2 separate regions of the Homo sapiens genome follow, and region 1 is linked to region 2. A link is an interaction called in ENCODE POLR2A ChIA-PET data of the cell type or tissue named here. Cell type or tissue: PC-9. All regions are shown on one strand. Links, peaks and the distances in the headings refer to the core of each region. The heading gives the core; the rest is flanking DNA.

What was found. Peaks named below come from ENCODE experiments on the same cell type or tissue, not always from the same donor. Only the 100,000 strongest peaks of a DNase experiment are listed, where the experiment ranks them.
Region 1: POLR2A ChIA-PET joins it to region 2 with 5 read pairs; 4 of 35 experiments call an interaction of 5 or more read pairs at or near these places.

What each region holds. Positions count from the first base shown.
Region 1 is chr2:231,564,845-231,569,228 of GRCh38, reverse strand. No RefSeq gene overlaps it. Among named protein-coding and RNA genes, the nearest start is that of TEX44, 26 kb to the left of the region's middle. In PC-9, for the core only: no CTCF peak of the experiment used is centred there; no DNase peak of the experiment used is centred there.
Region 2 is chr2:231,618,803-231,623,186 of GRCh38, reverse strand. No RefSeq gene overlaps it. Among named protein-coding and RNA genes, the nearest start is that of TEX44, 28 kb to the right of the region's middle. RefSeq lists silencers at 1,775-2,069, 1,963-2,163. In PC-9, for the core only: no CTCF peak of the experiment used is centred there; DNase peaks (open chromatin) are centred at 1,386 and 2,056; H3K4me3 peaks cover 1,111 bases; H3K27ac peaks cover 2,197 bases.

The DNA.
Region 1 (4,384 bases), core at 113-4,112, 54 kb after region 2:
GGCCGGCACCTGCAGATGGTCCATGGCTCTCAGGGCACACCTCACGGCTGCTTCCTCCAATCCTCCCTGCACCTGCCCTCACCAGGGCCCTGGTCCCCACAATGCAGAGCAGGTGGAGAGAGGGGTTCTTCCACCTTAGCCAGCTTTCCTTGGGGCTGCTAGCTAAGGGAGAGTTACTCTGAGCCTCAGCGCTAAACCTGTGGTTTTTAGCCTCTTTGAGTCAGGAGGGAATGATTTGGGGAAGCCCCCTCCACGGAAAAATGTGCTAGCATGGACTCTCTGAGCTCACCTCTAAGAACTGGATGATCTGTGTTTATTTGCATTGCAGGAACCTGCAGAACCCTGGAGCCCACCCTCTGTGTGGCTTGTAGGCAAACAGGGCTATGGACAGGTGTGGGGAGGATGGAGTGGGGTGCCAGCCAGGCGGAGCAGCACCAAGACAGACAGAGGTGGGACCCTGGGGGGAAGCTGCAGGAACACACTCCCTAAATCCTGGAAGGCTAACTCTGGAAGGAGGAGCAGGAGGTCTTACTTCCTCCTGGAGGCCCTGGGAGTAGTGAAGGGTTCTGGGCAGGAGAGCAGCATGCAGGAAGGGGGCTGTGGGAGGAAGTCTCCAGGAGGGCCCTGTGGGAGCCTGCCTACCGTGCTGCCACCAGGTGAGCATTGCTTTTTTGCAAATGTTTCCCAGAAAGACAGGCCTTGTCTTCCAGGACAAAACAGGAAGGGCAGGGTCAGGAAGTCAAGTCACATTTAGAAGGAATAGAGCAATAGGCCCCACCTGGTGCAAACCGAAAGGTGTTGGTGGGGGCTGGTCAGCAGAGTTTAGGAAATGAGGACTTGGCAGCCAGCACTGTTAGGCGGAGAGGGTGTTCTCCCCAGCAAGTCCCCTGGAGGGGATGGACCCTCAGCTTGCAGACACCAGCCTGGGGGCGGGGCCCTCACCCCCAGCGCTGTGTCCACACTCAGCGGCTACCTTGGTTGTTCTTTAGCTTCTGCAGTGGATTGAACTGTGCCCCTCAATAGACATGTGTGCCTGGACCCTGTGAATGTGACCTTATTTGGAATAGGGGTCTTTGCAGATGTAATAAGTTAAGGATCTTGAGATGACATCATCTTGGATTTAGGGTGGGCCCTAAACCCAATGACTGGACTCCTGATGAGAGAAAGGGGATTGAGAATGAGATCCAGGCTGGGCACGGTGGCTTGCGCCTGTAATCCCAGCACTTTGGGAGGGTGAGGCGGGTGGATCACTTGAGTCCAGGAGTTCAAGATCAGCCTGGGCAACAAAGTGAGACCCCGTTCCTACAAAAAATTAAAAAATTAGCTGGGTATGGTAGTGAGCGCCGTGCTTGTAGTCCCAGCTACTCTGGAGGCTGAGGCAGGAGAATGGCGCGAACCCGGGAGGTGGAGCTTGCAGTGAGCCGAGATCACGCCACTGCACTCCAGCCTGGGCAACAGAGCGAGACTCCATCTCAAAAAAAAAAAAAAAAAAGAGAGAAAAGATCTAATGTTCAAATACATTTGAGAAACACTGTGTGAAACTAGAAATTTCTTTGCTGAGGAACTTCTCTGAGCCTTTAAGAGGCTAAAGAGCTTTGTGAATCACCAGGGGAGTGGGGGAAGGCCAGTACTGCACACAGCTTTTCCCAGACTTATTTAACCCGGGAACCCTTATGTATTATTCAGCTTGGGCTACCATAACAAAAACCACAGACAGGGTGGCTTAAACAACACAAATTTATATTCTCACAGTTCTGGAAGCTGGAAGTCCAAGATCAAGGTGCCAGCAGGGTTGGTTCTGGTGAGGCCTCTCCTGGCTTGCAGACGACTTCCTTCTCCCTGTGGCCTCACATGTGGCCTTTTTTTCTGAGCACGTGCACTCCTGATGTCTCTTCTTATGAGGACACCAGTCCTACTGAATTAAGGTCTCACCCTTATGACTTCATTTAACCTTAATTACCTCCTTAAAGGTCCTATCTCTAAATACAGTCGCATTGAGGGTTAAGGCTTCAATATATAAATTTGGAGGTGGGGACAAATTGTAGCCCATAGCATCTTACTTCATGGGACTGGTGTCCCCAGATACATCTGGGAAAATGCACATTTAATCACCTTGAACTCTATCCCAGGAGTATGGGATTACTGTTAGTTGGCAAGTGCCTGCCATCCATTCCTGCCTATTTGTAAGGATATCCTTGGTGGTAGAAACAGAGGAGACAGCATGTGGAAGACATACTTTTATCATCTATTTTTTTTGAGACAGGGTCTTGCTCTGTTGCCCAGGCTGGAATGCAGTGGCACCATCTTGTCTCACTGCAAACTCCACCTCCCAGGCTCAAGTGATCCTCCCCCCTCAGCCTCCCAAGTAGCTGGGACTACAGTCATGAGCCACAGTACCTGGCTAATTTTTAAATTTTTCTGTAGAGATCAGGTCTCACTATGTTGCCCAGGCTGGTCTCAGACTCCAAGCTCAAGTGATCCTCCCGTCTTGGCCTCCCAACTTGCTGGGATTATAAGGGTGAGCTGCAGCAACCCGGCCAGATACTTTTTTATAGTCCACGACATTTTGCAGCTCCTTTTTCAAAAGATAGAGTCTATTTTCTCCACTACCTGAATCAGGGCTTGGCCTTATGAGTTGCTTTTGTCAAGGGGACAGTAAGGAGCATGACACAAGCAGAGGCATAGAAAGCATTTGTGTTCATCCCTGAGAGGTCTGAGAATAAAAATAATAGGAAAAGCATTTGTGTGCTGGGGCTTGGCCTCTCTTTCTTCTTTTGGAGCCCAGCTGCCGTGTGAAGTCTGGTCTGCTTGATGAGGAGATTAACCTGGCTCTGGTTGCCCCCACCATCCCAGCCAAATGCAGACATGTGAGTGAGGCCATCTGGGACCCAGACCAACCAGCTGCAGCCCACCTGCCAGCTATGGCCACATAGTGAACCAGGTGAGACCAGCAGAAAAACTGAGGAGGAGGTAGGAGTTGACTCTGGAAGCAGGGCTCAAACACCTGACCAAATTGAGGACTAGCTAAAACAGGTTGGGGGCAGAAGCAGCTTTCCATAAGACCCTCCCACCAGCGTGCCCATGTTAGTTTACCATTGCCATGGCAACATCTGGAATTTACCATCCCTTTCCATGGCAACAAGCCAACAACCCAGAAGTTACCACCCTCATCCTAGAAATTTCTGCATAAACTTTGTTTGTTTGTTTGTTTTGAGATGCAATCTTGCTCTGTCGCCAGGCTGGAGTGCAGTGGTGTAATCTTGGCTCATTGCAACCTCTGCCTCCTGGGTTCAAGTGATTCTCCCACCTCAGCCTCCCAAGTAGCTAGGACTACAGGCGCACACCACCATGCCCAGCTAATTTTTGTATTTTTAGTAGAGATGGGGTTTCACCATGTTGGACAGGATGATGTTGATCTCTTGACCTCGTGATCTGCCCACCTCGGCCTCCCAAAGTGCTGGGATTACAGGCGTGAGCCACCATGCCCAGCCAACTGTTTTTTAATTTGCATGTAATTAAAAGTGGGTATAAATATGAGTGCAGAACAGCCTCTGAGCTGTTATTCTGGGCACCCTGTCTATGGGGCAGCCCCACTCCACTAGGAGCAGTACCTCTGCTGCTGCTGTGCACGGCTGTGTCAATAGAAGTTGCTGTTTAACACCACTGGCTTACCTTTGAATTGTTTCCTGGGCAAAGCCAAGAACCCTCTCAGGCTAAGCCCCAGTTTTTTTTTTTTTTTTTTTTTTTTTGAGACAGAGTCTTGCTCTGTCACCCAGGCTGGAGTGCAGTGGCGCCATCTTGGCTCACTGCAAGCTCTGCCTCCTGGGTTTACGCCATTCTCCTGCCTCAGCCTCCCAAGTAGCTGGGACTACAGGTGCCTGCCACCATGCCTGGCTAATTTTTTGTATTTTTAGTAGAGATGGGGTTTCACCGTGTTAGACAGGATGGTCTCGATCTCCTGACCTCGTGATCCGCCCGCCTCGGCCTCCCAAAGTGCTGGGATCACAGGCATGAGCCACCATGCCTGGCCCTAAGCCCCAATTTTGGGGCTTGCCTATCCTGCATCAGAAACACTCAGCTGAGCCCAACCCAAATATAATAATAATAATAACAATAATAATAATAATAGTAGTTGCTTTTTTTTTGAGACAGAGTCTCACTCTATCACCCAGGCTGGAGTGCAGTGGTACAACCTCAGCTCACTGCAACCTCTGCTTCCTGGGTTCAAGCGATTCTCCTGCCTCAGCCTCCCCAGTAGCTTGGATTACAGGCACCCACCACCACACTTGTCTAATTGTCTAATTTTTGTATTTTTAGTGGAGACAGTTTTCACCCTGTTGGCCAGGCTGGTCTTGAACTCCTGACCTCAAGTGATCTGCCGGCC
Region 2 (4,384 bases), core at 271-4,270:
AATTCCTGAGCTCAAGTAATCCTCTCAGCTTAGCCTCCCAAAGTGCTGGGATTACAGACGTGAATCAGACGTGAATCATCATGCCTGCCCCTGGGCCCAGGTTTCAGACCCCTTTGTTTTTTTTTTTTTTTTTTTTTTGGAGACATTGTCTCACTCTATTGCCCAGTTGTGAGATCTCTGCTCACTGCAACCTCCGCCTCCCGGGTGTAAGTGATTCCCTGCTTCAGCCTCCCAAGTAGCTGAGACTACAAGCGCCCACCACCATGCCAGGCTAATTTTTGTATTTTTAGTAGAGATGGGGTTTTGCCATGTTGGCCAGGCTGCTCTCGAACTCCTGGCCTCAAGGGATCCGCCTGCCTCAGTCTCCCAAAGTGCTGGGATACCCAGCCCCTACAGTATTAGTCCCACATTTTAGCTGTGGACTGCCTGGGGCCGAGCTGTTTAGTTGCGGAAGAGCTGGAGCCTGGAGAGGCAGAGGCCCCAGAGCAGCAGCATCCTGGGCCTGGAGCTGGGGCTGGGCAGAGGCAGGGCACTGAGGACAAGCAGAGAGAGTGGAGCAGGCAGTCCTTCCGGATGCTTGGGTTAGGTCCGAGAGGGGAGCCAAGGTATCCCAGGTACCTGGCCAAGAGGTCAGGCCAAAATTAGAGTCACCAGATCTCAAGGATCAAACAGAAAAATGAGTATAAAGAGAGGACACCAAGCCTGGCACAGTGGCTCACACCTGTAATCGCAATGCTTTGGGAGACAAAGGTGAGAGGATAGCTTGATGCCAGGGGTCCCAGAGCAGTCTGGGCAACAAAGCAAGATGCCATCTCTACAAAAGAAAAAATTTTAAAAAATGAGAGGACACCGGCCGGGCGCGGTGACTTATGCCTGTAATCCCAGCACTGGGAGGTCAGGAGTTTGAGACCAGCCTGACCAACATGGTGAAACTCCGTCTCTACTAAAAATACAAAAATTAACTGGGCATGGTGGTGGGCACCTGTAATCCCAGCTACTCAGGAAGCTGAGGCAGGAGAATTGCTTGAACCCGGGAGGCAGAGGCTGCAGTGAGCCGAGATCACGCCACTGCACTCCAGCCTGGGCGACAGTGCGAGACTCTGTCTCAACAACAACAACAACAAAAAAAAAAAAAAAAAAGAGAGAGAGAGAGAGGACACCAAAAATGGTGCAGGTTTAAGGAGGACAGAGGGAAGAGGAGAGCTGATATGATACAAGGGGCATGCTTCACGGAATATTTTAAATTTTAGATTATGGGATCCAGGGGCAGTGTTTTGAGCCCATTTCTGAGACCATTTCTCCTGCAGCTTAGATTATAATGGGGCATCAGCTCTGCCTAAGAGGCAACGAGGACAGACCAGACAATGATGAAACAGAAACAGAAACAGGTTCCCCAGCTCTGGGGAGAAGGCTCATTCCCGCCCCCCTCATCCCCCGCACCCACCGCCGCTGCAATCTGCATCTCCGGTAAACAAGTCCCAGGGAATGTAGTAAAACTCCCGTGGTTTCCAGGAACCTTGTCACACTGCAAAAAAAAAAACCCACAAAAAACAAAAAAACAAACTCTTGGAGGCCCGCATCAGTGTCTGGGGGTGGGGCGGGGGTTCTCCTTGGAGGACTTTGGAGAGACTTGGAAATTCTGAGCACAGATAATGGAGGCTCCAGGTGCTTGGGTCACAGCCAGGAAAATCATCCAAGACGCAGCACGATGCGGGAATGGCGCGCAGCCCTGCGGAAGGCGGCCAGGCCCCACAGATCGGGGACAGGGGTAGCTGTCACCCCTCCCCTGGGGACCCGGATGCTGGGGAAAGGAGACTCTCCAGGAAACTGAACACAAGGTGGCCTACATTTGCCTGGGAAGGCCAGGAAGTCGGGGTAGGGGTGGGAGGATGGAGTGGGCTGTCCCCATGGCTACCCTCCAGGGCGGATCTGTGCACTCCAGGGCCCTCGGACACTCCCCACCTCCTGACGGTACAGGCAGCACCCTTGGAGGTCTTCTCAGGTGAGGCTGCCGCTAGTGACAAAGGACTAGTGACAAAGGACTTGTGTGGCCCCTCCTGTAAATGCCTGGGGCTATGTGCTGAGCAACAAAGCTAATAGGGCCACACCTTGGTCGCCTTCCGTCTTAACTTGTTGCTAAATTCCTTCAGTTTTCAGATCAATTAGACGCATAAATTTCTGATGACTGCCACGGGATGTTCCGCATCTCCATCCATACTGCGGAGATGCCGCTATGAGGAACAACGAGTAACCTTCAAAGGCGGCTGACCCTACTGATTAATTACAGTGAGCCCCCACAGCCTCATATCAATAACAGGGAAACGAAGTCAGTTTCTGCTGACTTTTGCTCTCGACAGGTTGAATGTTGAGTTCACGTGGACACCACAGAATCATGATATCCTACAGATTCAGCTACTTGGGGACATATTTTAAGCTAGCACTTTCTCCAAAGCCTCTCAGGAAGGCAGCAACTGCTTGTGAGCTAGCAGAGAAAGGTCTGCACAGCCTCAATCATTCATTTCACAAATGCTGAGACTCGAGGCTGCTGTGTGTCACGCTAGCTCCAAGGTTGCAAAGAGAGGACAGGCCCTATATGGAGGAAAGGATGGGGCCATGACCACGGTGCCACAGGCTGTAGGCCCCCAAGGACAGCCCTGTGCTGCATTTGTGACTGTGTCTCTTGCACCTAACAGGAGGCCCAGCATTTAGCAGATGCTCAATAAAAACAGTGACAAATGAATAATACAATGTTATGTCTTTGATAACAGTGATCTGGGAGTTCAGGGAGAAAGCAGGTAATTCTGCTTGGGAATTAAAGGCTTTGAAGAAGGAATGACAGGTCCCAGCTGGTCTTTGGAATGTAGGAGGCAATGGGCAGAGAAGGAAGGGCAGTCCAGGAGGAGGGCAACAAGCAGGAGGGTGTGATGTGGCAGGAGGTCAGACCCAAAGGAATCAGCATGAGGAGGACTCTTGAATTGCAGGTGGTCCAGCCCCTACAGACTCAATGCTCTGTTCACGGATTGTACATAGATACTGTCCACATGATAAATTCCTCTTAGAATCAGGAGCCAGTTTCCCTCTTTATTTTTTATTTTTGTAGACATGGAGGTCTCATGATGTTGCCCAGGCTGGTGTCAAACTCCTGGCCTCAAGCAATCCTCCCACCTTGGCCTCCCAAAGTGTTGGGATTACAGGCGAGAGCCACTATGGCTGTCTGGGTTCAATCTTTGAAAACATTTTCTTTTTTCAAATAGTAAAAGTATGCTGTGGTTTCTTTTTCACCTTGACTGTTGGGAGGCTCCTGAAGTGCTGGCTTCCTTATGTTTTTTGGTATCGTCTAACAGCCCCACAGAGGACTTTTTACCTAATAGGCTCTATATTGGTTCTCTGTTGCTACATAAGAATGTCACCACAAAGGTAGAGGGTTAAAACAATACGCACTTAGCTTGGTGCGGGTGCACACACCTATAGTCCCAGAGACTTAGGAGGTTGAAGCAGGAGGAACACTTGAGTCCAGGAATTCACAGCCAGACTGGGCAACATAGTAAGACCCCATCTCTACAAAAATGAAACAAACTAACAAAAACACATATTTATTATCTCACAAATTTCTTTTTTCTTTTCTGTCTTTCTTTCTTTTTTTTCTTTTTTGAGACAGAGTCTCGCTCTGTCGCCCAGGCTGGAGTGCAGGGAGGTGATCTCGGCTCACTGCAAGCTCCACCTCCCGGGTTCACACCGTTCTCCTGCCTCAGCCTCCCGAGTAGCTGGGACTACAGGCACCCGCCACCACGCCCGGCTAATTTTTTGTATTTTTAGTAGAGATGGGGTTTCACTGTGTTAGCCAGGATGGTCTCAATCTCCTGACCTCGTGATCCACCCACCTCGGCCTCCCAAAGTGCTGGGATTACAGGCGTGAGCCAACTCGCCTGGCCTTTTTTTTTTTTTTTTTTTGGAGACAGAGTCTTGCTCTGTCGCCCAGGTTGGAGTGCTGTGGCGAGATCTTGGCTCACTGCAACCTCTGCCTTCCAGGTTCCAGGTTCAAGCGATCCTCCTGCCTCAGCCTCCTGAGTAGCTGGGATTATAGGCGTGTGCCACCACACCTGGCTAATTTTTGTATTTTTAGTAGAGACGGGGTTTTACCATGTTGGTCAGGCACGTCTCGAACTCCTGACCTTGTGATCCACCTGCCTCAGCCTCCCCAAGTGCTGGGATTACAGGTGTGAGCCACCATGCCCGGCCTCACAATTTTCTTTTTCTTTTCTTTTCTTTTTTTTTTTTTTTTTTTTTTTTGAGACGGAGTCTCTCTGTCACCCAGGCTGGAGTGCAATGGTGCCATCTCGGCTCACTGCAACCTCCCCCTCCCGGGTTCAAGTGATTCTCCCAC